Linked DNA regions of Homo sapiens: region 2 is linked to region 1. Evidence: chromatin loops called from intact Hi-C (ENCODE). Cell type or tissue: heart left ventricle. All regions are shown on one strand. Each heading gives the region's core, and the rest is flanking DNA. Links, peaks and the distances in the headings are about the cores only. Region 1 has its middle 30 kb from the start of SH2D6. Region 2 has its middle 16 kb from the start of PARTICL.

Region 1 (16,307 bases), core at 2,806-10,805:
GCACTTCAGGGGACCAGGGTGGAAGGATCACTTGAGCTCAGGAGTTCGAGAATAACCTGGCCAATAAAAAAATCCCATCACTACAAAAAAATAAAAAAATTAGCTGGGTGTGGTGGTGTGTGCTTATAGTCTGAGCTACTTGAGTCTTCAAGGTTGAGGCTGCAGTGAGCCATGATCACGTCACTGCACCCTAGACTGAGCAACAGAGCAAGATCTTGTCTCAAAAAACAAAACATGGATTTAACATATACTTTGCAGCCATAGAAAAAGAATGAGATCATGCCCTTTGCAGAGACATGGATGGAGCTGGGGGCCGTTATCCTTAGCAAACTAACACGGGAACAGAAAACCAAATACCGCATGTTCTTACCTGTAGGTGCCCGTGCTAAGTGATGAGAACACATAGATATGTAGAGAGAAACAACACGCACTGGGGCCTATCGAAGAGGGGAGGGTGGGAGGAGGGAGAAGATCAGGAAAAATAGCTAATGGGTACAAGGCTTAATACCTGGGTGATGAAATAATCTGTACCACAAACCCCTTTGACACAAGTTTACCTACGTAACAAACCTGCATATGTACCCCTGAACTTAAAAGTTTAAAAGGTCCATATACTGGCTGAGTGTGGTGGCTCACACCGGTAATCCCAGCACTTTGGGAGGCCGAGGCGGGCAGATCACGAGGTCAGGAGATCCAGACCATTCTGGCCAACATGGTGAAACCCCATCTCCACTAAAAATTAAAAAAAATAAAAATAAAAATAAAATTAGCTGGGCGTTGTGGCGTGCACCTGTAGTCCCAGCTACTCGGGAGGCTGAGGCAGGAGAATCACTTGAACCCGGAAGGCAGAGGCTGCAGTGAGCCAAGATCACGCCACTGCACTCCAGCCTGGGTGACAGAGTGAGACTCTGTCTCAAAAAACAAAAACAAAACAAAACAAAAACCTGTATACTTAGCCTAATACAGAGCTTGACATGCAATAAGAGCCATCTGATTGGTACCTAATAATATTAATAACTGTGATTTGGCAAAGCTTGGTTCAGGTCACTTTTTTGCTGCATTTTTAAGGACTCAGTCTTTCCCAATATACACACATACTTATGACGTCTTTAGGCACTATAGGTACTGTAATAATTATTGTTGTTGTTTTTTAAAAAAAATTTTTTTCAGGGGGCTTTCTGGTAAAAACTGGAAAGGCTGCTAGACGAATACTAAAAGAGCTGTAACATTAATAATTATTGTTTTGTCTGCTCACCGGGCTTTCCTGTTCCCCTTCTGGTAGCACAATCCACTTCCCCCACTATAGATCAGGCATGTGACCTAGGTCTGACTGGGACCAAACAGGGCCCATGAAAACCTCTTGATGTTGAGAGAGAGAAGCCAGCCCTCTTTCCAAATCTGAGCTGCAAATGGCCACCTTCCCTGCGATGTGGATAGAGCAGAAGTGAAGCAAAGACAAAGAAAAAGAGTCTTGGAGACTTTGGGTCCTGCCCCAAAGCCGCAGCATTTGCCTTAGTGCCCCTTCCAGTTATGTGAGCTAGAAATTTCCTTTTTGGTTTAAGCTAGTGGGAATATGGCTTCTGATCTTTGTAAAGAAGACTCCAGGCCGGGTGCAGTGGCTCACACCTGTAATCCTAGTGCTTTGGGAGGCCAAGGAGGAAGGATTGCTTGAGCTCAGGAGTTTGAGACCATCTTGGGCAACATAGTGAGACCCCTGTCTCTACAAAAAAATAAAAAGAAAAATATTAGCAGAGGTAGTGATGTGTGCCTGTAGTCCTAATTACTTGGGAGGCTGAGACAAGAGGATTGCTTGAGCCTGGGAGTTCTGGGCTGTAGTGTGCTATGCTGTTCTGGAGTCTGAACTTAGTGGCATCAATATGGTGACCTCCCAAGAGTGGGTGATCACCAGATTGCCTAAGCAGGGGTGAACCTGCCCAGGTAGGAAACAGAGCAGGTTAAAACTCTTGTGCTGATCAATAGTGGGATCATACCTGTGAATAGCCATTGGCGCTACAGCCTGGGCAACATAGTAAGACCCCATCTTTTAAAAAGAGAAGAAGAGGAAGACTCCTGCCAGTACAGGCACACATGTCCTTGAAGTCCAGGGAGGTCAGGAGATTCGTCTGAAGCACAGAGCAGTTAATGGTAGAACGATTAATAGAACTTAGACTTGTCTGGTCATCTCTGAATTTACCATAAACTATACCATACATTCCATTGTTCACTCACAAATAATAATTGAGTGCTTACTATGTGCCAGGCACCAAACCAGCATCTCATTTTTCCTCTACATCTGCTGAAAGATTCTCCCTCCCCAGCTTCACTACCAGTCTCTAGGAACCCTTGAGTCAGGGGAAGACTCAGCCAGGTAGAGAAATAGCCTTTCTCTACCAGGATAGGGCCCAGCACACTCACTGTCTTCCCAGAATCAATACTCCCAGAACTCTTAAGTGCTAACGATGCAAGAGGAGCCAGCGAGCTACCCACCCACCTACCTCGTACTTACCTGCCTACCTACATTCCGTGGTTCTGCCCAGCATGGAGTAAGTCCTAGCCCTGGCCCAGGGACCCCAGCTGGGCCTCTGCCTGCACACCTCTCTGAGCAACTGTGCTCCTGTTGCCCTCATGTCTGCAGTGAACATTTTGGGGGATACTGAAGTTGTTTTCAAAGTGTTTTTGGGCTGGGCACAGTGGCTCGTGCCTGTAATCCCAGCACTTTGAGAGGCTGAGGTGGGCAGATCACTCAAGCTCAGGAGTTCAGGATCTGCCTGGGCAACATAGTGAGACCCTGTCTCTGTAAATAAATAAAAGTACTTTTGATCTAAATTCTCCTGAGTGTTCCCTTTCTTTACTTTGCAAAGCTGGTTGAAGAGAAAGAGAGGTGGCAGCAGCAGAAGGACGTCAGGACAGTAGTTTCCAAATCTGGTCCTCAGAACACCCATGAACCATGATGATGATCACCATGTCATCACTGGTGACAAAAAAAAAAAAAAGAGAGAGAGAAAAACACAACCTGTGGCATGAGCTTTTTTTTTTTTTTTTTTTTTTTGGAAACAGAGTCTTACTGTGTCACCTAGGCTGGAGTGCAGTGGTGCGATCTCAGCTCACTGCAACCAGCATGAGCTTTTTCTGTGCAAAACTATTCCATTTAAGGGCCATCTTTTAAATGGAAGTCAAGTTCTTCCTCCTTTCTTGATGTTAAACTATATTTTCTTGGCTGGGCGAGGTGGTGGTGGTTGGTATTCTCAACACTTTGGAAGGCCGAGGTGGGTGGGTCACCTGAGGTCAGGAGTTTGAGACCAGCCTGGCCAACATGATGAAACCCCATCTCTACTAAAAATACAAAAAATTAGCTGGGCATGGTGGTGGGCACCTGTAATCCTAGCTACTTGGGAGGCTGAGGCATGAGAATCGCTTGAACCTGGGAGGCAGAGGTTGCAGTGAGCTGAGATCATGCCACTGCACTCCAGCCTGGGCAACAAGAGTGAAACTCCATCTCAAAAATATATATATATATATATACACACACACACACACACACACATATATACGCATATATATGTGTGTATATATATTCTTTCAAGTCACTTGATTTTGCTGGGCCTCAGTTTACTCATCTTTAAAATGGGGTGAGACGGGCAGGGTGGTTGGCCTCAAGGATCCCTAAGGGCCTTTCCAACTCCAGTATTCCTACTGCCTGGGACTATGCCTCTCTCACAGCCTGGGCTGCCTCCCAACTCCCACCCTACTCACCCCAGCACCCTCTCCCCGATGCCCCCCACCAGCCCTTCTACTTAGCTCCACCAGGTGTGCCCTCCTAAGTGTCCTCTGGGGAGAAGTGCCCCTCCACCATGCACTCTGGATTCCCAGGAGATACAGTGGATAAAAGTCAAACATGGGTTTCAGACATTCTAATGTGGATTTGCCCAGCTTCCATGCAGCCGGGAAGTTGGAGGGACAGAAGGTGGGAGATGAGGAGCAAAAGCACAACAGGCACCAGGGTAGGGGCTGGGTGGGGAAAGAGCATTGAAAGAGAGGGAGGTTCTGGCTGAGTCATAATAGCATAGATTCCTAGGACATCTGAGCTGCTGGGCTCTGAGACTGCCTTGTCCTGTCTCCTCACATTATAGATGAGGAAATTAAGGCCCACGGAGGGGAGAGCAGTCTGTGAATGGAGGGGAGAGGGTAACTCCATTTTTCCTCTAGCAGCTCCTCAGCTAAGGGAAAGTCCTGCCTGTGGGAAGGAATCAAGGAAGAGAGATTGGGAAACCGAGGCCAGAGCACTAAGTTAGGACTGACCAGGACAAGGGCCCCAGGCTCCCATGAGCCCGTGTTCCTGCTCCCCCGCCTGCTTTCTGCTCCAGTCCCTTCTCCGGTCTCCCTTCCTTTGCCTGTAGACCTCAGCTCTGCTCTCAGGACATCCCAGATAGCAGCCCTCATGCTCAGAACACACTTTTCTTCCCAGGGTACATCCACTTTTGCACCCCAAGAGGATCCGGAGATAAAGAAGGTACCAGGCAATTCCAAACACTGGGGCTGGGTCCCAGGGAGAACAACTGAGCCAGGTGTCTCACCTGCGAACCTCCTGTCACCTTCAGCCCTGAGATGCAATGGCAATAATCCATGGCCACTTTGGAAGCCTCTCTCATACACTGTCAGCTTGCATCTGCGGCACCTGCAGCTGTTGCTGGGGGCTCATTTTTATATTTAATTTTTTAGAGACGAGGTTTCTCTTGCCCAGACCAGAGTGCAGTACTGCAATCATGACTCACTACAGCCTTGAACTCCTGGCTCAAGCAATCCTCCTGCCTCAGCTTCTTGAGTAGCTGAGACTATAGGGCACACCACCATGTCTGGTTGTTTTTTAAATATTTTGTAGAGACAGAATCTCACTATGTTGTTCAGGTGGGTCTCGAACTTCTTGGCCTCAAGCAATCCTCTTGCCTTGGCCTCCCAAAGTGTTGGGATTACAGGCATGAGGCACTGCACCCAGCTGGAAGATTGTTTTTAAAGCAGTGATGTCATGGCCAGAGAGAAACCAGCCCCACAGTTCCCAGATCAGCCTGGGAGATGTCCACAAACTTAGGAAGGCTTCCAGCAAAGAGGCCTTGGGCAGGCTGGGTGATCTCCCAGGCCCTAGGCTGTGCCTGCCCTTGATTGCACAGAATGTTCACTGCCTGGGAAGCTGGGAGCTGGGACAGCTGGGTGACCTGGAAATGGAGGGGCTGAGGAGCTCCAGGCTGGCCTGCTCCTCCTTGCCACCCTCTTCCTGATAACAACAGACAAGGCTGGGAGGCTCCTGGGAGCCTGCTGCCTAATTCCCAGGGCCTGGCAGCCAGCCCTGCAGCTGATGCAAGGCCAGGGGTGGGTGAGCTCAGCCTGTCCCCAGCACCCAGAGCCTCTTGCACCTGGTATGCCCTTGAAAATGCATCTGTTCATGCCCCCTCTGCCTCAGCCTCCTAGGGTCCAGCTCTATTCCTTCTGAAAGCGTAGGAGGGCCACCTAAGGATCTGGAAGCAGGCCTTGCTTGGGGGATGGGGTGGGAATTAGGCAGCAGGTTCCCAGAAGCCTCCTGGCCTTGCCTGTTGCTATCAGGGAGAGGGTGGCAAGGAGGAACGGGGCAGCCTGGAGCTCCTCAGACCCTCCATTTCCAGGTCATTTCTGAGCATCTCTGAGTCAACCCCGCACCTCTGCATGGGCAGCCTAAGAGCAGTGCGGGGACCACAGCCCCGCCTCCAGGGACCTCTGCAGTGGAATAGAGGGGCAGGGCTCCCTGCGGGCTCTGCCCCTCAGGGTCTGTCCACACCAGCCCACTTCCTCTTCCGGGAGAGGTCAGACAGCCCCTGGGAAGTCTCCAGACCTTCTTATCCCGTGAGAAGATGGACTTTCCTCCTCTGGCTCTCCCCTTTTACTGGACATGCAGGCCCAATGTAGGAAGGCTGGGGCCTGTCACTCTTCAACAGCCCTCAGGTGTCATCAGCTCAGGACCAGGATTCATTCAGCATCTACTTACTAAGAGCTCTGTAATGAGAATGTGACAAATAATAACTCGACGCATATCAAATGCATGCCTCATCTTACAAAGTGCTCTTGCGATTAGTGTTTTGAGGGATCCTAGTGACGATGCTGCAACGTAGGGAGGCCCTAGGTGGAGAAACTGAGGCCCAGGGAGCTGAAGTGGCAGCACCAGGAGTCACACCACAGGGTCTTCCCATATCCTCCTGCTACTTTAGTCCTGCCCCATACACACGCACTGAGCAGGAGGCAGGCTTCCTGCCACATGCTCGACTGTCACAGGACACCAGCTGGGACAGGGAGCAGAGAACAGTGTTTCCCATGGGCAGTGGTAGATGTAGGAGGCTGGGAGACCAGGACTTGTGGATTTAGGGTAGTTGCATGCCAGAGCCACAGCTGTCTGGGAGGGACTGGAGACAGGCTGAGGAGCAGGGAGGGTACCTGGAGCACTGGAGCTGTGCCTCCCTTTACCATAGCTGTTTGCTTAGACAATACTCAACTGTCCTGCTGAGCTCAGGCTGGCATCGGTAGGATTGGGTCTGTTGCCTGGGGATTGAGGCTGGCTACAGGACCGGCTCCTCCAGTTCTGGCCAAGGACCAGTGGCCGTGGCCATCACTGGACTCCTCGCTGATGCCAGGATTGAACAAGGCCTTTCCAGTCTGCCCATTGTATCTGGGGCCTGCCCTTTGTCCTCAACCCAGTCTGACCGTCTCTGGGGGACCACGCACCCACCTTCATGACTCCCGGCCAACCCTCCCAGCGGCTCTTGCAGCATATGCAACTACTGCTGCTGGTGAGCTCAGGCAGCTGGACTCATGGGCAGGCAAGAACATGGTGTCCTGCGCTGGAGGGCAGGCACAGGCTGTGCCAACTGCACCCACCTCTCCCAGACTTAGGCCTGGCAGGGAGGCCTGCAGTGTAGGCAAGGGCTCGCTGGAAAGAGCGATGAGGAGGCCCAGCCTGCTGAGCACTCCAAGTCCTCCTTCTACTCTCCTGTCCTTTCACTGAGAGGAGATCTAAAGAATAAAGTTTAGCTGGGCGTGGTGGCTCACGCCTGTAATCCCAGCACTTTGGGAGGCCGAGGCAGGTGGATCACCTGAGGTTGGGGGTTGGAGACCAGCCTGACCAACATGGTGAAACCCTGTCTCTACTAAACATACATAATTAGCCAGGAGTGGTGGCACTTGCCTGTAATCCCAGCTACTTGGGAGGGTGAGGAAGGAGAATCGCTTGAACCCAGAAGGTGGAGGTTGTGGTGAGCTGAGATCGCACCATTGCACTCCAGCCTGGGCAACATGAGCGAAACTCCATCTCAAAAAAAAAAAAAAGAATAAAGTTTAACTCCTGACTCTGCCCCAACCCTGAACCAATTCCTAGAACCTTGAATTACTTGAATCACTTTTTTCTTTTTTTTTTTTTTTTTGAGACGGAGTTTCACTTTCTGCCCAGGCTGGAGCGCAGTGGCATGATCTTAGCTCATTGCAGCCTCCGCCTCCCGAGTTCAAGTGATTCTTGTGCCTCAGCCTCCCGAGTAGCCGAGATTGCAGGTGCCCGCCACCATGCCCAGCTAATTTTTGTATTTTTAGTAGAGACAGGGTTTCACCATGTTGGCTAGCCTGGTCTTGAACTCCTGACCTCAGGTCATTGGCCCACCTCAGCCACCCAAAGTGCTGGGATTACAGGAATGAGCCACCGCGCCTGGCTCACTTGAATCACTTTTAAGTTTGAATTCTCTTTATTTGTTACTAGATATTACAATCACATTGTATTACATTTAAAAAGTGCAAAAGAGTATAATACAGAGAAAAACAATTCTCCCCCCATGCACCTATGGCTCAGCTGCCCCGTTCTCCACCCTCCAGGGGCAAGCAGTGCTACCAGTCTTTTGTATGTCTTTCCAAAGATAAGGCTTCATTAACCACTGAATTTTTTTATTATCTGAGCTCACACGGCAAGGTCACAACTCGCTTAACTCTTATGCTTGGGATGAGGAAGGACAAACTCCTCTGCTTTGAACATTCCTTGAGAACCAAAAGGCAATGACCAGAGACAGGCTCTTCCCATCACAGGCCCCCGCTCCAGTTCTCTCTCCCCTCACAGCCCTCCACCTGTTACCCCACTGGACGCCCAAGGCAGAAGCGAAGAACAGATGGTATTTTCCTCCTTGTTTCTTAGGAAAGTTGAGGATCCAAGAATTAAGAAGACTCAAGGTCACAGCTAACTGGGGCACCCTCAGTTTTTCATATCATTGCCCCACTTCCCTATTATCTTCTCTTTGCTTTGTAAATGACCTTGAGTTCTTAAATATCTCACCACAACTTGTCTATGGAGATCTCAAGAAGAGGGTCAAGGACTCTTCTTCTTGGGTCGTCTCTTATGAGCTGGATTTCGAGCTGGGCCCTAGAACAGCCCCTCAGCAGTGGCTGAGGATGCTGGCTGAATGCAGTGAGAGAGGGAAGGGGTCTGCTGTTCTTCCAAGGGCACCCCGAGGCCCTGCGGTTTCTCCCAGGACACACACACACATCCCTGGCCACCAGACCCACTGGCCCACGGGCCCTGTGCCTCATGAGTTCTTTTTCGTGCAGTTGGCTCTGTTAATGCCCCTGCTCAGAAGACCAAGGCCGTGGGTTGGCTCCCTGGGGGTGAGGCCTCCTGTGGTGAGACATTCTGTTCCTTGGCCATGAACTGAACAGAGTGTTGCACATTACAACAGGATGACAAAAAGAGACTGTCCCTGCGTGACATGGAAAATGCACAGTTCTCTAGCTGAAAGGGTGACTCCTCCTGCGATCCCCTCCTCCTTCCAGTTCCTTCTCACCCCACCTCTATGATCCGTGGGGATTTTCTGAGATGAGCCCTCATCTATTATATCTTCACATTCTGTCTTTGACGTAAAAGCTAACTTTAGTAAAGCAGGGCTTGGCTGGGCACAGTGGCTCACGCCTGTGATCCCAGCACTTTGGGCGGCCAAGGAAGGTAGATTACCTGAGGTCAGGAGTTCGAGACCAGCCTGGCCAACATGGTGAAACCCCATCTCTAATAAAAATACAAAAAAAAAATAAAAAAAATTAGCCAGGCATGGTGGTACATGCCTGTAATCCCAGCTACTTGGGAGGCTGAAGCAGGAGAATTGCTTGAACCTGGGAGGCAGAGGTTGCAGTGAGCTGAGATCACACCACTGCACTCCAGCCTGAGCAACAGAGCCAGACTCCGTCACGATAAAAATAAAAATAAAAATAAATAAAATAAAGCAGGTATCTCTCTAAACATCACAGAGTGCCTAGAAGAATCAGGTTCTCAGGAAGCAGGATAATAAGAAGGCTTCAGAGGGTATGAGCTGTGGCTGATTAGTAATGCAACAGGGACAAGAGGAGACTTTTATTTATTTCAGAGGACAGAAAGTAGCTGCCACGGCTGTTTTGTGAAACCAGGCTCAGTTCTAGGGTGGATCTGAGGACACCACTGGGGTGAGAGACTCCGGGAAGGGACCCATGAACCAGAGGGGCTCTGACTTGAGAGGATCAGAAGCCCGTGCTGCTGGAGGGAGAAGAACAGGTCAAGTCATGGGGCTGGAATCAGAGAGGGGATTCCCAAGGATGGAGAAGGGTGAGGGGATGGCTAATCTATGGTGTGACAGGCCATGGGTCACAAAGAAGGGATCTGGAGGCTCCATTTGGTGTTTCTACCACCTGAAAATTTGTGTACTCACCAAAGAACTCATCTGTTCTAACACCTGGGACCCCTTCCTGCTTCCTCATTCTGCCCAAAGTGTCACTGTACTGAAGGGCCAGGGTCTCACCTGACACTCACCAGGCTCCCCAGAGACCAAAGCTCTACTGTGGCTGTCAGGCCCCACCTGCCTACCTGGAATTCCATCCATGGTCTCCTGCCAAGTGCTGCTCCCCACGGCACCCTCATTGCCTGTTCCCTCCCGATTTTCACTGCAGGTGGCTGTGTGAGGGGGAAGAAGAAGACTGCTGGATTACACTGGATGGATTGGCCACTAAAAATGGCAGCCTCTGTCAGGTACAGTGGCTCATGCCTGTAATCCCAGCACTTTGGGACACTGAGGCAGGAGGATCGCTTGAGCCCAAGAGTTTGAGACCAGCCTGAGCAACATAGATACCCCATCTCAACAAAAAAAATTTTTAAATATTAATGGCCGGAAGTGGTGGCTGACACCTGTAATGCCAGTGCTTTGGAAGGCCAAGGAAGGCAGATTGCTTGACCTCAGGAGTTCAAGACAGGCCTGGGAAACATAGCAAGACCCCATTTCATTAAAAAAAAAAAAAAGATAAAAGTAAATAAAAAAAAAATTAATCAGCTGTGCTGGTGTGAGCCTGTAATCCCAGCTACCCAGGAGGCTGAGGCAGAAGGATCACTTGAACCTGGAAAGTGGAGGCTGCAGTGAGTCGTGATCATGCCACTGCACTCCAGCCTGGGCAACAGAGTGAGATCCTGTCTCTCAAAAAAAAAAAAAAAAAGGGCAGCCTTTCTTTAATATATCCATAATGACACCAGGCCTCCAGAGTAACTGCTAACAAAGTGCTTGCAGAATCACCCACCTATAGCATGAATTCAGTCTATCAACAACACTAGAAACAGAAACACAAGGGTTCACATTTTATTTTTTTAGAGACAGGATCTTACTATGTAGCCCGGGCTGGCCTTGAGCTCCTGGGCTCGAGTGACCCTCCAGCCTAAGCCTCCCAAGTAGCTGGGATTACAGGTGTGCTCCACCATGCCTGGCTGGGATCATGTTTATTAAACACATCCTTACTTGGCCTCTGAGACACCACCCTTTCTTGGACCTTCTTTTATGTCACTGGCCCCTCCTCCCCCATGTATATTTCTGGTTTCTCTTCATTTTCCTGGTGTCAAAATACTGCACGGCCGCAGGAGTCAGTCCTTCTCTTCTCTGTCCTTGTTCACACTCCAGGTGACCTCATCCAGGCTCATGGCTTTAAGATCAATCTCTCTATGCTGACCTCTCCCAAATTTGTATCTCCAGCCCTGACCTGTCCCCTGAACTCTGGGTTTGAATATCCAACTGCCTAATCAACACCTTGACCTGGGTGTCTAATAGACACAGCTGGCACAATATCCAAAATTAAACTTTTATTTTTACCCTAGACCTGCTCCTTCTGCAGCCTTACCAAACTCAGTAAACGATACCTTCACCTTCTCCATGCTCAGACCAAAACCAGACAAAGGACTCTTCCTTGACCTGTTTCATTTACTCACGATCGACATTAATAACCAGCAAGGCTAGACGTGGTGGCTCCTGCCTGTAATCCCAGCACTTTGGAAGGCCGAGGCGGGAGGATCACTTGAGTACAGGAGTTCAAGGCCAGCTTGGCCAACATGGCAAAACCCCGTCTCTACAAAAAATACAAAAATTAGCCGGGCATGGTGGTGCTTGCATGTACACCCAGCTACTAGGGGGGCTGAGGTGGGAGGATCACCTGAGCCCAGGAGGTCGAGGCTGTAGTGAGCTAAGATTGCAACCACTGCACTCTAACCTGAGTGATAGAGCAAGACCCTGTCTCAAAAAAGAAAAAAAAAAAATCAGCAAACCCTGTTGGCTCTACCTTCAAAATATACCCACCACTGGCCCTGCTGCCACTAATCCTAGCCACTGAAGTCTTGACCACAGCCTACCAGGCCTTGTGTGATCTGGCCCACTGCCACCTCCCTGGCTCCATTTCCTGCCACTGACTTTTCCCTTGACCCCTGCCACACTGGCCTCAGACACTGCAAGCCCACTCTTGCCTTGAGTGTATTGCTGTCTTCTCAGCCTGGAATTCTCTCCCCCAAAACACTCACAAAGCTGGCTGTTCTATTTCCTTCTGGTCTCTGCTCAGATGTCACCCCTCAGTGAGGCCTCCCCACACTACTTTAAGACGAGGAAATCTTCCCACACTCCACATTCTAGATTCCTCCTCTGCATTTTTTTCATATCATATATGTGTGTATGTGTGTGTGTGTGTGCACATGAGTGCACATATATAAAAATAAAATATCACAAATTTCCGAATTTCCTGAATTGGGCGATGATCACTCTAGCTACTTCCCGCTGGATAGGGGCAAAGAAGTCTCACTCCGTCCCTCAGGCTGGAGTGCAGTGCTGCGACCTCGGCTCACTGCAACTTCCACCTCCCGGGTTCAAGCAATTCTCCTGCCTCAGCCTCCTGAGTACCTGGGATTACAGGCATCTGCCACAATGCCTGGCTAACTTTTGTATTTTTAGTAGAGATGGGGTTTTGCCATATTGACCAATCTGGTCTTGAAGTCCTGACCTCAAGTGATCCGCTCACCTTGGCCTCCCAAAGTTCTAAGATTACAGGTGTGAGCCACTGCACCTGGCCTTTTTTTTTTTTTTTTTTTTTTCCCTGAGACAGGGTCTTATGCTCTGTTGCTCAGGCTGGAGTGCAGTGGTGGGATCATGGCTCACTGCAGCCTAAATCTCCCAGGCTCAAACCATCCTCCATCCTCAGCATCCTGAGTAAATGGAACTACAGGTGTGTGCCACCATGCCTGGCTAAATTTTTAATTTTTTGTTGAGATTGGGGGGGGTCTCACTATATTGCCCAGACTGGTTTTAAATGCCTGGGCTCGAGTGATTCTTCTGCCTTAGCCTCCCAAAGTGCTGGGATTACAGGCACGAGTCACTATACTTCTTCTTGGCTATTTATTATGTCCCTCTCCTCTCTAAACTATAAAAACTCCATGAAGATGAAGAATTTGCCTGAATTATTTCCTGCTAGAGCCTAGCAGGTAGAACAGTGTCTGGTACATAGTTCCTGTTAAAAGAAAAGCTTCAGCTGAATTAAATGTAAAAGCTGAGCAAAGAATGATTCCCAAATCAGGCAGCCTCCTGAGCCAGAGTAGGCCCACAGACTGCAGTGTAGCCACATGGTGGAAGAAGATTTATGGACAGAAAAAGGAAAGAGACATACAGCAAACGGAAGCGAGTTACAGAAACAGCTGGATTGGTTGCAGTTTTGCGTTTGCCTTATTTGAACACAGTTTGAACAGTTGGCCACATTTGAATGGCCAAAACTCGGTGATTGGCCCAAGAGTAGATTACAGTCTGTTTACGCTTCCATTTAGGCTGTAGTTCATGATGTACAGAGAAACCTTTAGGCCAAACTTAAAATATATAAGGAGGCCAGGCGCGGTGGCTCATGCTTGTAATCTCAGCACTTTGGGAGGCCGAGGCAAGTGGATCACCTGAGGTCAGGAGTTAAAGACCAGCCTGGCCAACATGGTGAAACCGCATCTCTACTGAAAATACAAAATTTAGCCGGGTGTGGTGGTGTGCACCTGTAATCCCAGCTACTTGGGAGGCTGAGGCAGGAGAATTACTTGAACCCGGGAGGCAGAGGTTACAGTGAACCAAGATCACGCCATTGCACTCCAGCCTGGGCAACAGAATGAGACTCTGTCTCAAATAAATAAATAAATAAATAAATAAATAAATAAATAAATAAATAAGAAAAAATGTAAGGAGGCAGCTTTAGATTAAACTTGATTTAACATTTCCTAGATACTAAAACTGTTGAATGGATGAGGCTTAAAGAGGCTAGATTAGTTTCCTAAGGCCACATAATTTAGTAAATGTTGAAACTCAGTGTTAACTAATTTTCCCAAGGTCACAGATTAAGGAGCAAAGGCAAAGCTGGGGTTCAAGCCCAGGTCTGAATTAAACATGGCATGAAGCCACAGAGCTTTCCACCTCCCCGTCCCCGTCCACCCAAGGCCAACACTAGTCAATGGCTCCCCTCCCAGATGTTCTCAACAGTCACCTTCCTGTCCCGCACCCTGCCCTTCAGCCTCTCCTTAGCGGCAATTCATTCTTCGGAAAGGTTTATGTTCATCCTATAATTATAACATAATACATGTTCAGCCTAGAAAACAAGAAAGAATGTTTAGAAAGCAGGAAGGAGGCCAGGCGTGGTGGCTCATGCCTGTAATCCCAGCACTTTAGGAGGCTGAGGTGGGCGGATCATGAAGTCAGGAGTTCAAGACCACCCTGGCCAATACGGCGAAACCCCGTCTCTAATAAAAATACAAAAATTAGCCGGGAGTGGTGGCGCACGCCTGCAGTCCCAGCTACTCGGGAGGCTAAGGCAGGAGAATTGCTCGAACCCAGGAGGCAGAGATTGCAGTGAACCAAGATCGTGCGACTGCACTCCACCCTGGGCAACAGAGCGAGATTCCGTCTCAAAAAAAAAAAAAAAAAAAAATTAGCCAGGCATGGTAGTGGATGCCTGTGGTCCCAGCTACATGGAATGCTGAAGCAGGAGGATCACTTGACCCCAGGAAGTCGAGGCTGCAGTGAGCCATGTTCATGCCACTGCACTCCCGCCTGGATGACAGAGCAAGACTCAGTTTCAAAAAAAAAAAAAAAATTATAACCTGGCCACTAGTCACAAATCCTGGGTTCTAATCTTCTAATCCCAACAGGAAGGAAGTAAAGGCATGTATATGGGCATAGAAAGACAGGCAGGCTTTGGCCAGAGGAAACAAAGAGGGTTGGTCTCTCCCAGTGTGTCTGGAGTTGGTTCCTTCTGATGGGTTCGTGGTCTCGCTGATTTCAATAATGAAGCCGTGGACCTTCACTGTGAGTGTTACAGCTCTTAAAGGTGGCACGGACCCAAAGAATGAGCAGCAGCAAGATTTATTGTGAAGAGCAAAAGAACAAAGCTTCCACAGCGTGGAAGGGGACCTGAGCGGGTTGCCGCTCCAGGCTGGGGGTGACCAGCTTTTATTCCCTTACTTGTCCCTGCCCATGTCCTGCTGATTGGTCCATTTTACAAACCTCTAGCTAGCCACAGAGTGCTGACTGGTGTGTTTTTACAGAGCACTGATTAGTGCATTTTACAAACCTCTAGCTAGCCACAGAGTGCTGATTGGTGCGTTTTACAAACCTAGCTACAGAGTGCTGACTGGTGCATTTTACAATCCTCTTATAAGACAGAAGAGTTCTCCAAGCCCCCACTCAACCCAGGAAGTCCAGCTGGCTTCACCTCTCACCAGCAGGGGACAGACAAGCAGGAAGGGACAAGGAGATCAAAGGGCAGGAGTGGAGGCAGGGTGGGGAGGAGGGGGAAATGGGACCCTGGGAGCAGTCACAGGTAAGATAAGGTAGGAGGAAGGTGTAGAGAGCTATGAACAATAGCTCAGGCTGAGGAATTTGGACCCAACAAAGGAAGCCTGAGAGTGGGCTGGAGACACTGCAGGTGGGGAGGCTGCTTAGGGATGATGAAGGGTTTTTAGCAGAGATAACTCAAAGAACAATGCAGTGTGGAGGTTACAGGACCAGGAGGAGTCTGAGATCACTCCCAAGGTGAGTGGCCAGTGACTGGGTGAAAAGTGGTGGCTCTTTGGAGGCTCAGGAAGAGGGAAAGGACAGGCTGGGCTCAATTCTGGTTGTTGAGAATTGGCTGGGAGCAGGTCTATGAGCTATGATGTCCCAGAGGAGACTGTCAAGATTATCAAGACAGATGTTTCCATGAGGAGACGCCGGTGAGGGAAACAGGGTGGAGGAAGAGGCACAGGACAGCTCTCCAGCGTAGACTTTCCACTGACCCCAGATCAAGCCTGCACTCCCCAGCCAGGTGTGCAGGGCCCTCCACATCCCAGGCCTACTCACCTCCTCCTGCCTTCTCTCTCACTCAGGAAGACCCTCCACTCCCAGGGGACTGTGCCTCCTCCAGCACTAACTCTTCAGCCACTCCATTTTGCTTGCCTCCATGGGCTGGGCTGCCATCTTCCTTGATGGTCTCCTGCTTCCCAGTCCTCAGCTGCATCATCAGTCCTGGAGCACCTGACGGGTGCTGGAGCACACAGCATAATCCCCACAAACAACCCTTGACTTGACTTCCCTTTTCCACTCTCCTCTCACCGCCCAGTCCCCAGCTCTGTCAGCCTCACTCCCCGCTGATGGCCAAGCTTGTCTCAGAGTTGCAGGTAACCTTGGCATTTGTGCCAAACGTTGCTGACCAGGGGCAGACTTAGCTGTGTAAGGCTGGTCCAGACTCCTCCAGCAGTCACATAGATCAGCTTTAATGTGCCCACGAATCCCTGGGCTTCTTGTTTAAATGCACATTCCAGTGGGTGAGCCTGGGATAAGCGGGCGATCTGTGTTTCTAACAAGCTCCCAGGTGATACTGATGACCACACTTTGAGTAACGAGGATATGGAGGACTTTTGGATCCAGTTTTCTCATTCACCAAAGAGGGCTCTGACCACTTCACTGGGTTACCATGGAATCAAATGAGTTAGA
Region 2 (16,307 bases), core at 4,824-12,823, 76 kb after region 1:
TACCAAGATATGGTGCTGGAAAAAATATATTGCTAGATTTAAAAGATAGGTCCCCACTTTAAGTGCAAGTTTTGATGCATTCTGTGTGACCTTAAGCAAAGCATTTAATCCTTCTAATGTTTTTTATCAGGTCTGTATTCAGGTGAGAGTCTCTCACTTAAATATTAGATCAAAGTGAAAGTCCTTTGTAACTGAAATTGGGCTATTTGTAATTGATCCCCCAAGGCTTCTTTAAATACTGTCATCTCTGATTATTCGTATCTGATTAAGATATGGAGAGGAGGCACTGAGGGCTGCCCTGATTTGAGATTCACAGGGGAATGGCCCTAAGTCTTTGAGGAAGACAGTGAGGGGACCAGGCAGAGGGCCAGAAGTCCCAATTGAATTGACCTAGCAATTTTTTTTTTTTTAAGAACCGAGTCTCACTCTGTCATCTAGACTGGAGTGCAGTGGCGAGATCTTCGCTCACTGCAACCTCCGCCTCTTGGGTTCAAGCGATTCTCCTGCCTCATCCTCCTGAGTAGCTGAGACTACTGGTGTGCGCTACCACACCCAGCTAATTTTTGTATTTTTCGTAGAGATGAGGTTTCACCATGTTGGCCAGGCTGGTCTCGAACTCCTGACCTCAGGTGATCCGCTCACCTCGACCTCCCAAAGTGCTGGGATTATAGGCATGAGCCACCCTGACCTAGCTTTTAAGAGGTTTCAGCCATGCTATGTTGGCTACGGTCCAGACACAGAAGTGAGCTCAGGGGCGAGTAAGACAAAGGTCTTGCCTTCAAGGACTTTACTCTATAGCTAGGGAGCTCGGTGTAACATGAGGAAAATTAGTGCAGTTCACACAAAAAGCTTTTCAGGATGCAAGGGAGAGGCTGAGCCTCAAGTGGAGCCTGGGTCCGAGACAGGACATGGCACCTGTGCAGGGGGAAGGCTGGTTGTGGGGTGGGGCAAATGACCCTAGGAAGTTAGGACTGGGTGGGCTGCCCAGGTCTTCAAAGTCAAGCTTGATAAAGTTTGCATTCAATGCATTAAGAAATAGAAGACTACTGTGCATTTTTTAGCAAAACAATACCAAGGTAAGACCAGGCAAGTTTGCTCAGCCTGTAATCCCAGCACTTTGGGAGACTGAGGCGGGGGGTGGATCACCTGAGGTCAGGAGTTCGAGACCAGACTGGCCAACATGGTGAAACCCCATCTCTACTAAAAATACAAAAATTAGCTGGGTGTGGTGGTGTGCGCCTGTAGTCCCAGCTACTCAGGAGGCTGAGGCAGGAGAATCGCTCGAATCCAGGAGGCAGAGGTTGCAGTGGCCTGAAATAGTGCCACTGCACTCCAGCCTGGGCGACAAAGCCAGTCTCTGTTTACAAAAAAAAAAAAAAAAAGGGCGGTGGGGGGCGGAATAGGTTTTGCAGAGATAGGCAGGATGAAGGGGCAAGAATATAGGGGAAAAAAATAACACGAAGCAGATTTTTTTTCACTCCTTTAAAGACAACTAGATACTTGCGGTGTAGCCCAGGATGGGTGGTTTTACTCCTCTCACAGAAAAGTCCTTCCCACAATAATATTTGTTCTCCCTTTATCATATTTTTTTAAAACAAAGGTGTAAAATCAAGCAATGCTCTCCCTTTAAACATCGTTTATCTACCCTTCAGAGCAAGAAGCTTGTGCTATTGTGAGGTGAGTGTCGTGGCACTACAGGTCCCAAATCATATGGGGACTCTGCTCAGCACCCTATGGATTCACAACCACAGATTCCCACTCCTCACACTCCAGCTACAAAAAAATATATTGTATAGACATATATATGTGTGTGTATGTGCATTTTTTAAAAAGCATTCGTGCTTATGCAATATTAACCCACTGGTATTTCAGAGATGGTGACAGAGGTCCCATCTGGCACCCTTAGTTTCTTTGGGAATCAGCATTCCTTTATCAACTCACCCTGCAGACTTGGTTTAGCAGCAGAAACCTATCCGGCTCTCCCAGGCACCGGCTTTGGCCCTTCCTGCACAGCCTCGGAAGTGCCTGGATCACCTCCATCAGCAGCTATCGACCTCTGTCTGAAGTCCAAGTTGTTTGCTTACCTTTCCTGGGCTGAGTCATTAAAGGAAATGTATTAGTTTACTTTTTCAACTTCTCTATTCTCTAGAATTTAGCTTCCTTATTTTACACACGAAAGGATAAAGGAGTTATACTGGATATTTTGTAGCAGATTGGGGGTGGGGGGGCGAGGGTCGGGGGAGACAGAAGGAGGGCCTAATCTGCAATAGAAAAAGAGAGAATGATTCTTGTATTAATGTTTGTTTTTCATTTATTTATTTTTCCTGCATGATCATGTTCACCATCATGTCCTGAAAGGCAACACCTACAGGCAAAGAAGATGTGGAAGGGCCTGCACCACCTGATCGCCATCATCCCTGCCCTCTGGGGCCTGGCAATCCAGTTGGGCAGCCTGCACAGAATGACCTGTATTTTCTGGGCCAGGACAGAAGTCAAGAGGAAGGGGAGATGCACAAAGGCCAAGGTAGTCAGAGAAGGTTTAGATGAGAAGAGGCCCTGAAAGGTGGTTGGGACCTGGAAACAGCAGAGTGGTGGGTTCTGGGCAGGGAGATGCCCAAAGTGCAGCTGTGGCAGGGCATGATGGCTCACGCCTGTAATCCCAGCACTTTGGGAGGCTGAGATGGGTGGATAACCTGAGGTCAGGAGTTCAAGACCAGCCTGGCCAATATGGTAAAATCTTGTCACTACTAAAAATACAAAAATTAGCGGGGCATGCTGGCGCGTCCCTGTAATCTCAGCTACTCCGAAGGCTGAGGCAGAAGAATCGCTTGAATCCAGGAGGCGGAGGTTGCAGTGAGCCGAGATCATGCGGCTGCCCTCCAGCCTGGGCAACAGAGAGACTCCGTCTCAAAGAAAAAAAAAAAAAAAAAAGAAACAAAAAGAAAATGAAGCTGTGGAGGCCAAGACAGGCTGGATGTGTCTGAAGAACGTGGCATGTTGCGGGGCTGGGAGTGCAGAGAGGGGATGATAACCTGGGAAGGCAAAGCCTTGTCACAGAGCAGGCACTTGAAACCCATGGTCTTTCGCCAGCTGCAGGGGTCCTGAGCCCTGAAACTGTCCTTCAAATGGGGTGTGTTTGTGTAAGCTTCTGCAGAGATGGCCATAGGAGTCAAAGGAGTTTGGGGAGAGATTCATGTGCCTTGGCTAAATGATCTGAATTTTACTCTGTGGAAGCCAATGAGTTTGAGAGTGGAGAAGAAGCGAGGTATCATGAGAAAAACAGTTTTTAGATGTGGGTTTTGTTGTTGCTATTCTTTTAGTTTTTATTTTTATTTATTTATTTTTTTCTGAGATGGAGTCTTGCTCTATCAGCCGGGCTGGAGTGCAGTGGCGCGATCTCAGCTCACTCCAACCTCTGCCCCCAGGTTTAAGCAATTCTCCTGCCTCAGTCCCTGGAGCAGCTGGAACTACAGGCGCATGCCACAACGCCTGGCTAATTTTTGTATTTTTAGTAGAGACAGGGTTTCGGCATGTTGGCCAGGCTGGTCTCGAACTCCTGACCTCAGGTGATCCGCCCGCCTCAGCCTCCCAAGGTGCTAGGATTACAGGCGTGAGCCACCCCGCCCAGCCTAGTTTTTATTTTTTAAAGATTAATCCAGGAATGGTGAGTTAGAATGGGGAGGAACTCAGACAGGGAACTTTTAAGTTTCAGTCCCTTTTGGTATAGGCATGACGTGGAAAAGGCCCCAAAACAATGAAGGAATGGGCAGGAGAAACATCAGAAAAGATGAATTGGCAAGATTTTATGACTGCATGTGATCGGAGAAAAAGAGTGTGCTAGTGACCCAAAGGTGACTAAGATTTTAGCTTAGGCAAGGTGTAACTAGGTTTCTGCACAATACTAGCTTATTTCTATAAGTTACTGTTTTGGGTTTTTTTGTTTTTGTTCTTTTTTTGAGACAGAGTCTCGCTCTGTCACCCAGGCTGGAGTATGGTGGTATGATCTTGGCTCACTGCAACCTCCATATCCCAGATTCAAGCGGTTCTTGTGCCTCAGCCTCCTGAGTAGCTGGAATTACAGACATGGGCCAACTCGCCCGACTAATTTTTGTATTAGTAGAGATGGAGTTTTTTCATGTTGCCAGGCTGGTCTTGAACTCTTGGCCTCAAGTGATCCATCTGCTTCAGCCTCCTAAAGTACTGGGATTAGAGGCATAAGCCACCGCTCTCGGCCTAACTTACTGATTTTAACAAGAGGTTTTGCTTACAAATTGTACCAATCACAATTTCTGGAGGATCATTTTCTTGAAGGATCAATGTGCCTTCTCAAAAAGATGTATGAGTGGTCAATAAACTGAGCTCCTTCCTAGACAGAAAAGTTATGCCAGGATACCCTATCGAGCTGACAGTATCAAAATAGGTCAGTTTCCAGGAGAAAGTCACGAAAGGCCTTAGGGATTCACTCACTAGTTTTCACTATTACATCCTTCTTTTAAATTATTATTATAAAGACAATGTGTAGAGTAGAAAAAAATAGAAGAAAGGATTCTACTTTTGGCTTTGGCAAATAGATCCCTGAACAATCCTACTGACTGAAGTAACAAAATGCTCAAAAAAGTTTAATATTTATTGAAAGCCTACTACCATCAAAACAATTTTGAATTTTAAAACAATGAGGTGTTTTTCTTTTTTTTTTTTTTTGAGACGGAGTCTTGCTCTGACTCCCAGGCTGAAGTACAGTGGTGCAATCTTGGCTCACTGCAACCTCCAGGTCCCAGCAACTCCTGTCTCAGCCTCCCAAGTAGCTGGGATTACAGGCACAAGCCACCATGCCCAGTTAAACAATGACTTTTAAAAAAATTGAGACGAGGGTCTCACTATGTTGCCCAGGCCGGTCTCAAGCTCCTGGGTTCAAGTGATCCTCCCACCTTGGCCTTCCAAAGTGCTGAGATTACAGGCATGAGCCACTGTGCCCAGCCAAAGCAATGATTTTTAAAGGCAAGCTATAATAAGGAAATTAATTTTTTAAAATTCCAATTTCACTTAGTTGAGGAAATATTAAAACCTTTATTAGCTTGAAAAGAAAATAAGTGGATTAGTAAAAAACACTGCTTGTTTCCAGATACCTGTTTAGTTTTCACTGGGATGTTTTGGCTTTGGGTCAACAGAGTTTGCTCTTGTCTGTATGGCTCTGAGTGGTGCCTGTGAGATGGAGAGAACACCACAGAGGAGATCCCCCTAATCACCTAGGCCAAGTTGTCACCTTTTGCTCCCAGAAGTGTGGCCACTGTGGTACAAGCTGACAAGCTTCTCCCTGGCCCTGCCTCAGAGTCCCTTTCCAACAGGTCTAATAGACCCCAAAGATGAATGCAGCAGGGCCTGAGGCTTGGGACTACATGGGAAGGTGGAGAACTCCTCCGGAAAATCAATCGAACATCATAAAGATAAGCTGATAATGTGCAAACTTTAGGACCCAGAAATATCCCCAGAGAAACTCTTGACCATGGACCCCAGTAGTCACACACAAAAATGTTCATAGCAGCATTTGTGTGGCCAGGCATGGTGGCTCATGCCTGTAATCCCAGCACTCTGGGAGGCCGAGGCGGGTGGATCACGAGGTCAGGAGTTCCAGACCAGTCTGGCCAACATGGTGAAACCCCGTCTCTAGTAAAAATACAAAAATTAGCCGGTCGTGGTGGCAGGTGCCTATAATCCCAGCTACTCGGGAGGCTGAGGCAGGAGAATCATTTGAACCCAGGGGTGGAGGTTACAGTGAGCCAACATTGTGCCACTGCACTCCAGCCTGGGTGACAGAGCGAGACTCCATCTCAAAAAAAACAAACAAATAAACAAAAAAAACATAGCAGCACTTGCCAGTAATAGCAAAAAATCTCAAGGCCAGGTATGGTGGCTCACGCCTGTAATCCCAGCACTTTGGGAGGCCAAGGTAGGTGGATCACTGAGTCCAGGAGTTTGAGACCAGCCTGGGCAACATGGTGAAACCCTGCGTCTAGAAAAAAAAAAGAAAAATTAGCCGGGCATAGTGGCACACGCCTGGGGTCCCAGCTACTTGGGAGGCTGAGGTGGGAGGATTGCTTGAACCCAGGAGGCAGAGGTTGCAGTGAGTCATGATCCTGCCACTGCACTCCAGCCTGAATGACAGAGCAAGACCCTGTCTCAAAAAAAAAAAAAAAAAAAGGCAAACAACCCAAATGTCCATTGATAGGAGAACGGAGAAGAAAACAGCAGAAGGGTCACACAGTGGAATATTAGAGAGCTACAGCTGCAGCAAAGAGATGTCACATACATCATGTGGAGAGGTGAGAATAGCAAACTGAAGAATACATGCAGTATGATTTATTTTATATAATGTTCAAAAGCTTGCAAAAACAGCATATTGTTTACAGATGCATATTTTGGAGGTAAAATTATGAAGAAAAGCGAGATCATTATAAACAAAATTTAGGAGGGGGCTGGGATGGAGAAGGGCATGCAAAAGGGCTTTAACGGTGTTGGTTGTAATCTGTATCTTAAACTGGGTGTGGGTAGTAGGGTGTCCAGTTTTTATACTCTGTTCATGTGATCTCTTCTTTTGCAAGCATTTAATATTTAATTAAATTTTGAAAAACTAGATGTGGCAGAGGTCTCCTGCAAAAAAAAAAATTACAAAACGTTATCCTCCTAATCCCAGAACTCAAAACTCATCAACTCTCTCTGTTTAACAGTCAGACAAACAAACAAACAAAAGGACCAAGTTTACATATAGAGCAAATATAGATGGAGAAAAATGACCCAAGTGCCCGAGTTTCTCTCTCTTCTGGATCACATTTGTCTTTTAGCAATTTTTTTTTTTTTTTTTTTTTTGAGATGGAGTCTCACTCTGTCACCTAGGCTGGAGTGCAGTGGCTCCATCTCAGCTCACTGCAACCTCCACCCTCCAGGTTCGAGCAATTCTCCTGCCTCAGTCTCCCGAGTAGCCAGGACTACAGGTGCGCACTACTGTGCCCAGCTAATTTTTGCATTTTTAGTAGAGATGGGGTTTCACCATGTTAGCCAGGATGGTCTCGAACTCTGACCTCAGGCGATCCACCTACCTCAGTCTCCCAAAGTGCTGGGATTGCAGGTGTGAGCCACCATACCCAGCCTAGCAATTTTTAAAAATATTTCATTTAGGCCAGGCACAGTGGCTCACGCCTGTAATCCCACCACTTTGGGAGGCCAAGGCGGGCAGATCGCCTGAAGTCAGGAGTACAAGACCAGCCTGGCCAAAATGGTGAAACCCCATCTCTACAAAAAATGCAAAAATTAGCTGGGCATGGTGGCAGGCATCTGTAATCCCAGCTACGTGGGAGGCTGAGGCAGGAGAATCGCTTGAACCCAGGAGACAGAGGTTGCAGTGAGATCATGCCACTGGCACTCCAGCCAAACTCTGTCTCAAAAAAAGAAAAAAAAATCATTCATTATTGTAGTCACAAATACTTCTTCAGCATCTCATAAACCAGGCAATAAAGATAAACAAGGACAGATGCTGCACAGCAAAAGCACTGGAGGCTGGAGGAGCACAGGGCAGCCACAGGCAACTGGGCCTTGGGACATGTACTTCATTTATTTATTGTATTTTTTGTACAGATGGGGTCTCGCTGTATTGCCCAGGCTGGTCTTGGACTCCTGGACTCAAGTGATCCCACCTCGGCCTCCCAAAGTGCTTGGATTACAGGCGTGAGCCACCACTACCACTGGGATACGTACTTTAGAGCAAGCAGTGGTCCCTAAACTTTTTGGCACCAGGAACCAGTTTTGTGGAAGATAATTTCTCCATAGACAGTTTGGTAAGGGGGATGGTTTGTGGATGATTCAAGCACATTACACTTATTGTGCACTTTCTTTCTTTCTTTCTTTTTTTTTTTTTTTTTTTTGAGATGGACTCTCGCTCTGTCGCCAGGCTGGAGTGCAGTGCCGTGATCTTGGCTCACTGCAATCTCCACCTCCCGGGTTCAAGCGATTCTCCTGCCTCAGCCACCCGAGTAGCTAGGACTACAGTTGCATGCCACCACACCCAGCTAATTTTTGTATTTTTAGTAGAGATGCGGTTTTACCATGTTGGCCAGGCTGGTCTCGATCTCTTGACCTTGTGATCCACGCGCCTCAGCCTCCCAAAGTGCTGGGATTACAGGCGTGAGCCACCACGCCCAGCCTGGGCACTTTATTTCTATCATTATTACATTGTACTATGTAATGAAATAATATACAACTCACCATAATGTTGAATCAGTGGGAGCCCTGAGCTTATTTTCTTGCAACTGGATGGTCCCATATGGGGAGGATGGGAGACAGTGATAGATCATCAGGCATTAGATTCTCATAAGGAGCACACAACCTGGATCCCTCACGTGCTCAGTTCACAATAGGGTTCCAGCTCCTATGAGAATCCAGTGCTGCTGCTGAGCTGACAAAAAGCAGAGATCAGGTGGTAACGCAAACTCTGTTTGCGTACTGGGAGTGGCTGTAAATACAGATAAAGCTTTACTTACTGGCCTGTGCTCACCTCCCAATGTGCAGCCTGGTTCCTAACAGGGCACAGACTGGTATTGGGGTGACGGATTGGGGACCCCCTGCTTTAGAGAGTAGTAAGAGCAGATGTTTGTTGCATGGCAGGCCATATTCTAAGCATTTTACATATTCCATACAACATGTAGGAATTCACTGGATCCTCACCGTGCAACAATCCTAATGAGGTAGGTGTTATCATGATCCCCATTTCACAGAAGAGGAAATTGATAGGCACAGAGGGGTCGAGTGACCATCCATAAGGTCACACAGCTTGTAAGTGCTGAACCAGGATTCAAAGCCTGACACACTGGTGTTCCTGACCACCACACTCTGCTGCCCCTCATGCTTCCCTGAGAAGGTGACACTCTGGCTGAGACCTGAGCGATGAACACCAGTCAGGCAGCAATAGAGGAAGGAGATGGATGAAAGTTCAGGCAGATGGGGATGGATGAAAGGTCACCTGAAGGTCATACAAGGAACTAAAATAAACATTTAGCTGCACAGAGTGTGAAAGATCCATCCAGCTGAGAACAGTCCTCCTTCGTTTCTTTCTTTTGGACCTTGGCTGAGAAGGGCAGTGCAGGGATGAGGCGAGGTTTGGGGGAGGTGGTTCGAGCTCTGTGATCATTTTCTCTGGGTGAGAGGCAGACCTCGGTGCCAGGATCTGAGGGCTTCTAAAGGCCCTGGCAACAGCTACCAGGGCTCCTGAGAAAGTCCCCAGGCATCCAGGACCCTGCAGGCTTGGCAGCCCCTCAATCCCCTCTTGGCCTTGTTTCCCAAAGGACCCAACATCAATCAGGCACAAGAGCCTAAAACACGACCTAGCAAACAGCTGGCAAACTATTTTTAAAATCCAATTTAAAGTTGTATATGTATAAGCTCCAGTGGATTTCTCTGGGGAATTCTATCTTTCAAGTGGAAATTTTTTTTTAAGTCAAATAAGGTAATCTCTATTTTGATTCCCATCAAACCCCAGTGCGGGGCCCTGCAGCCAACGGTAAGTGCTAATCCACTTTAAGCACAAGCAACTCAGAGCTTGGGAGTCAGCGAGCCTCCAGGATCCACAGAGAAAGGTCAGGACTGCTGATATTTATCGTGTTAACGCTGTTAGTGTGTGTTTGGCTCTGTCCAGCACAGGAAAAGAAAGAAAAGACATGAATTTTGCCTGCTGGAGTGGAGAAGAGCCAGGCTTCTGGGATCTGCCCATGAGTTGTGCAGCTCCCTAAACCTTAGATTCCCTCTAGCCCTCTTCCAAAAACATAAATGTATAAATAGAGGAACCAAAAGAGACAAGAGCAGAGAGCAGGGTTCTGAGGCAGGAAATGGAGCAGAGAGAGCGAGAGGCAGGGCAGAGGGATGGGGAGGCAGCAGGCCCAGCACTCCACAGCCTTCTAGGCTAAGCTCAGCCACTGCCTTTTTTGTGATTCTGCAGCCACCAAGCTTAGGCCTCAGGCGCTGATGGAGAGATAAAGCATCGTGTGACAGGGCCAGCAGCACAGTGTACCCTGCAAGGTCGGCAGCTCTTTGCTTCTCCCAACAAACACCTTTTTCTGCATTCAGCCACCCAGATTTATTTGTCTCGGCTTTTCATCTTTCTGAGATCTAAAGTTACAAATTGGACAGACAGAGCTAGAGAAGGATTTCTCCTGCATTTTCTTCCCTACAGTGTGCTCTGCAAATGTCATTGCTCCTGCCTCACGGTTTTTGTCTAAACACAAACAAAACACAAACTTTAGGGTAATCTAAACGGACCCTTGGCTACCTAGGGGGTCGGATCTGCCGTGGCTACCCTTTCCCCCACCCTGCCCCCACCAGAGGCATGTTCCAAGCAGGCCAAGGTATTGAGACATTGGGAGGAGAGAGCAATGCTGGACAGACATCCTGGGGTGGAGGGGAGAGGGTCCCAGAGTGAAGGGAGAGAACTGGAAGGAAGCTCCCGACAGAAATGCTTTGTAATTTGCCTACTGTGGAGGGGCCCACAGAGGTTACAGGAGGCTGCTTTCAAGAAGGAAGGCAGTTCCACTGGGAGGGGAGAAGGGCAGGGAGCCCTACCTGCCCCTTCTGTCTGCAGTCATGATGTATGTGACCATAGTTTCACCAGGAAGTTCATGTTCAAGTCTAACCATTTAAAAAGCCATTCTTGGCTGGGCACAGTGGCCCATGCCTGTAATCCCACACTTTAGAAGGCTGAGGCAGGCGGATTGCTTGAGTCCAGGCTTTCAAGACCAGCCTAGGCAACATGGCAAGACCCCCATCTCTACAGAAAAATACAAAAATTAGCTGGGTTTGGTGGCACACACCTGTAGTCCCAGTGTCCAGCCAGGAGCACAGAACAGTCATCTGTGACCCCACTCCCTCCTGGTTTTCCTCTCCCAGGTCTGATCACTCCTTCTCAGCCTTACTGCCGGGTTCCTCTTCTTCCGCCCAACCCTTAAGGGTAGGTGATCTCTAGAGTCCCACTCATTTGGCCTACACAATTTCCTCATATCGAGTTTCAACTGCCACTTTCTCTGATGTTGCTGTCTTCAAAAGCAAACTGCTCTACGTCTCATCTACCTCATCCATCTTCAACCCAGAATTCTTGAGCACTAGATCCATAGATCTACTCAATGTGTTCACATGCAGCATGTTCCTCAACTCACCATTTTCTTTTTTTATTTTTATTTATTTATTTATTATTTTTATTTTTATTTGAAATGGAGTTTCGCTCTTGTTGCCCAGGCTGGAGTGCAATGGTGCAATCTCGGCTCACTGCAACCTCCGCCTCCTAGGTTCAAGTGATTCCCCTGCCTCAGCCTCCCGAGCAGCTGGGATTACAGGCATACACCACCACATCTGGCTAATTTTGTATTTTTAGTACAGACGGGGTTTCTCCATGTTGGTCAGGCTGGTCTCAAACTCCCGACCTCAGGTGATCCACCTGCCTCGCCTCCCAAAGTGCTGGGATTACAGGTGTGAGCCACCACGCCCGGGATTTTTTGTTCGGTTTTGGTTTGTTTGTTTTTTTTTTGAGACAGAGTCTTGCCCTTGTCACCCAAGCTAGAGTGCAATGCGTGATCTTGGCTCACTGCAACCTCCGCCTCCCGGGTTCAAGCGATTCTCCTGCCCCAGTCTCCCGAGTAGCTGGGATTACAGGCTCGTGCCACCACGGCTGGCTAATTTTTTGTATTTTTAGTAGAAACACGGTTTCACCATGTTGGTCTGGCTGGTCTCAAACTCATGACCTCAGGTGATCTGCCTGCCTCGGCCTCCCAAAGTGCTGAGATTACAGGTGTGAGCCACCGTGCCTGGCCTCAACTTATTATTCTCAAAGCTGAACTCATTATTTTCTTCCCCATCCTTTTCTGGTCTTGAACTCTCTCTCTCCTTCTGAGTGTTCCCTTGGGCAGAATTGCCATCCACTCAGTCACCCAAGGCAAACGCCTGCACTGTCTCCTTAATCCCTCCTTCTTTCTCATTCGTCTCATCCAATCAGGCACCAACGCTGTCAGTTTGTCTTTTCAATAACTTTTCCTATCTGGGGCTGCCCCTCCACCCCCACCATCACCTCTTAAATTTGAGCCCTGCTCTGTTGCAGAAATCTTCTTACTGGTCCCCTCGACTCTAGTCTCTTATCTCCTCTCCATCTTCCAGGATGCTTCCCTGGTGGTCTTCAGAAAAAACAAATGATTTGGTCACAATGCTTTCATTAATGCAGCTAAAAAACAAGGTTGTCCTATGTCAGAACAAACCATAATCTCCCATCTGAGGGATTCCTCTTCTCTCTCTTCGTTGTCTGTCCATGTTCCTTGTCTGCTTTCAAAATATTTATTTATTTTCGCTGGGTTCGGTGGCTCACGCCTGTAATCCCAGCACTTTGGGAGGCCAAAGCGGGCGGATCACCTGAGGTCAGGAGTTCGAGACCAGCCTCACCAACACGGAGAAACCCCGTCTCTACTAAAAATACAAAAATTAGCCAGGCATGGTGGTGCATGCCTGTAATACCAGCTACTCGGGAGGCTGAGGCAGGAGAATCGCTTGAACCCGGAAGGCAGAGGTTGCAGTGAGCCGAGATCTCACCACTGCACTCCAGCCTGGGCAATAAGAGCGAAACTCTGTCTCAAAAAAAAAATTTTTTATTTTAAAAATACGTTTTTAAAAATTAGACTTACATTCACCTAGTATAGAAAATTCAAATAATATAGAAAAGTGTCAAACAAAAAGCAAAATTTACCTTCTCCCTCCAGTCCCCAGAGCCACTCTCCAAACGCTACCACCATTTGTTTTGAATCGTTCCTGAAAAGTCTACATATACCTGTATACCTCTTTTTAATCTAACACAAATGAGATCATATTACCTTGCATATTGTTTTCTGGCATAACGTATTTAGAAGTTTCCCTATCAACATATATACTTCTACCTCCTATTTCAGTGATTGCATACTTTTCCATTACATGGATATATTTAACCAGTCTCCTGCTGATGGATGTCTAAGTGTTTTCCAGTTTTTTGTTATTATAATGTTGCAGTGAACATCCTTGTACATGATTTTGGCATAATTTTGCCAGCAAAATTACCACTAGGGCAAATTCCTAGTAGTAGAATTGCTGAATCAACCAGTACCTGCACTCAAAATGTTGACAGACACTGCTAAATTACCCTCCAGAAGACCTGAATCTGTTTGTACACTCCCAGCAACAAAGTATGAGGGTGTCTATTTCTCCATAGTTTTGTAAATACTGGGCATTACAAAATTTTTATTTGTTTTCCAATATGATGAAAAGTGGAAACTCATTCTGCTTTACATTTCTTTGACTATGAGTGAGGTTGAATATCTTTTCACATACTTATTGGCTATTTGTATTTCTTGTAATCTGTTCACATCCTCTGCCTGTATGGTGGTTACTTTATGAGTCCAGGTGTCTGAACCATTGTCTATTGTCCTAGGGAAGTTAATAGAGTGATAGAACCCCATGAATTTCACCTTTTCACAAGTAGGAGCCTCAATCAATCAAAGAAGATTGAACAGCCCTAAAATGCTCAAGTAAGGGATCGCTCCCGGTGCTTTCTGTCCATTGGTGCTTGGCTGACCATCTGACTGCTTGAAACTCCTTGATCATCCAGAGCTTTCAAGTTGGAGCAGTCACCATCTTCTCCCTTCTCCCATTTGGTGCATAACATCAGGAACAGGTGGCAAGGGAACTGACCAGGTCCAAAGCCACTTGTCTCTTTGGGAAATAACTGCAGCAGCACAAATCAATAAGCTTTGACCCAGTACTTCTACTCTGACCTATTACTCTACTTTGGGAAATCTTTCCTAAAGAAAGAATTCCAAATATAAAAAAAACTTCTATGCACAAGAAGTTCATTTACAGTGTTGTTTAAGTAATGGAAAACTAACTTCAAACAGCCTGTATGTCCAACACTCAGGAATTGCTCAGAAAATCCTTTGAATTTATTATCACGGAGTGCTTAATGATCACGAATATAAAGACAAGGTGATGACAGAAAAATGCTAATAATACAATGATTTAACTTTTGATGAAACTAATACATTTACACTATTTACCTATAAATATATTTAAATTATACTTTTTAAAAACCCAAAAGGGATGTTAACAGTAGTTTTGCTAACGAGCTGGCAGTATAGGTCGTTTTCTCTTATTTTTCCAAACATAAAAAGACAATTTTTGTAATTGAGATATAATTCACATACCATAAAACGCACCTTTTTGATGTGTATCAGTGATGTTTAGTATATTCATAGCGTTTTGTAACCATTACCACTATCTAATTCCAGAATATTTTTATCTTTCCAAAAAGAAACTCCATACCCATTAGCAGTTACTCTCCACTCCCTTCTTCCACCAGCCCCTGGCCACCACGAATCTACTTTTTGTTTCTATGGATTTGATTTGCCTATTCTGCCTTTTTTTTTGAAACAGGGTCTCACTCTGTAACCCAGGCTGGAGTGCTGTGGCACAATCACAGCTCACTGCAGCCTCAACCTCCCAGGCTCAGGTGATCCTCCCACCTCAGCCTCCCTAGTAGCTGGGACTACAGGTGTGTGCCAACCATCCCTGGCTAATTTGTGTATTTTTTGTAGAGACAGGTTCTCACCATGTTGCCCAGGCTGGACTCAAACTCCTGAGTTCAAGTGATCCTCCCATCTTGGTCTCCCGAAGTTCTGGGATGACAAGATGAGCTACTGCACCCAGCCTGGACATTTCATACAAATGGAACTATACAGTGTATGCTTTTTGTCACTGATTTCTTTCACTTAGCATAATGTCTTCAAGATTCATCTATGTTGGCCGGGCACGGCGGCTCATGCCTGTAATCCCAGCACTTTGGGAGGCCAAGGCGGGTAGATCACCGGAGGTCAGGAGTTCCAGACCAGCCTGGCCAACATGGTGAAACCCCGTCTCTACTAAAAATACAAAAAACTAGCCAGGCATGGTGGCAGGCACCTGTAATCCCAGCTACTTGGGAGGCTGAGGCAGGAGAATTGCTTCAACCCGGGAGGCAGAATTTTGCAGTGAGCCAAGTTCATGCCAGTGCACTCCAGCCTGGGCAACAGAGGGAGACTCTGTCTCAGAAAAAAAAAAGATTCATTCATGTTGTGGCATGTATCAGTACTTTATTCCTTTCTATGGCCAAATAATATTCCATTATATGGATATACCACATTATATTTATCCATTCATCAGTTGATGGACATTTGGTTGCTTCTACCTTTTGACTACAATGAAAAGTTGCTATGAACATTTGTGTACAAGTTTTTGTGTAAACATGTGTTGCAGCTCTCTTGAGCATACACCTAGGAGTGGGCCTGCTGGGTCATATAGTAACTATGTTGAACTTTTTGAGAAACTACAGAACTGTTTTCCAATGCGGCAGCACCAGTTTACATTCCCACCAGCGGTGTACATGTGTTCCAATTTCTCCACATCCTTGTTAACCCTTGTTAGATTCAGGATTTGTCAACATTTTCTCTCATTCTGTGGGTTGTCTTTTCACTTTCTTGACAGTGTCCTTTAACACAGTTTTTAATTTTGATGAGATCCAATTTAGCTCATCTTTCTTTGGCTGCTTATGTTTTTGGTGTCATTTCTAAGAAACCAAGATCATGGGCTGGGTGCAGTAGCTCACGCCTGTAATCTTAGCACTCTGGGAGGCCAAGGCAGCCCAATCACCTGAGGTAAGGAGTTCACCTGTCTGGCCAACATGGGAAAATCCCATCTCTATTAAAAATAATACAAAAATTAGCCTGGCATGGTGGTGGGTGCCTGTAATCCCAGCTACTCGGAAGGCTGAGGCAGGAGAATTGCTTGAACCCAGGAGGCAGAGGTTGCAGTGAGCCGAGACTGCACCACTGTACTCCAGCCTAAGTGACAGAGTGAGACTCCATCACAAAAAAAAAATCACAGGCCGGGCACGGTGGCTCACACCTATAATCCCAGCACTTTGGGAGGCTGAGGCGAGTGGATCACGAGGTCAGGAGATCGAGACCATCCTGGCTAACATGGTGAAACCCCGTCTCTACTAAAAATACAAAAAATTAGCCAGGCATGGTGGCGGGCGCCTGTAGTCCCAGCTACTCGGGAGGCTGAGGCAGGAGAATGGCGTGAACCCAGGAGGCAGAGCTTGCAGTGAGCCGAGATGGCGCCACTGCACTCCAGCCTGGGCAACAGAGAGAGACTCCATCTTAAAAAAAAAAAAATCATGGCAGGAGGCCAAGGGGCAGAGCCTGGCAGTGCCAGTGTTGGTGGCAGCA

Evidence for each region. Hi-C counts contacts between places; a loop is a spot of excess contacts. Peaks named below come from ENCODE experiments on the same cell type or tissue, not always from the same donor. Only the 100,000 strongest peaks of a DNase experiment are listed, where the experiment ranks them.
Region 2: it touches region 1 in a loop (2.0-fold over the local background); 58 of 110 quality-filtered maps call a loop at or near these places.

What each region holds. Positions count from the first base shown.
Region 1 is chr2:85,440,747-85,457,053 of GRCh38, forward strand. It overlaps the pseudogene RNU7-64P and the pseudogene RN7SL251P. Among named protein-coding and RNA genes, the nearest start is that of SH2D6, 30 kb to the left of the region's middle. RefSeq lists enhancers at 5,396-6,045, 6,046-6,696, 14,298-15,287. In heart left ventricle, for the core only: no CTCF peak of the experiment used is centred there; no DNase peak of the experiment used is centred there; H3K27ac peaks cover 993 bases.
Region 2 is chr2:85,514,795-85,531,101 of GRCh38, forward strand. No RefSeq gene overlaps it. Among named protein-coding and RNA genes, the nearest start is that of PARTICL, 16 kb to the right of the region's middle. RefSeq lists a silencer at 12,395-12,586. In heart left ventricle, for the core only: no CTCF peak of the experiment used is centred there; a DNase peak (open chromatin) is centred at 9,567; H3K27ac peaks cover 1,525 bases.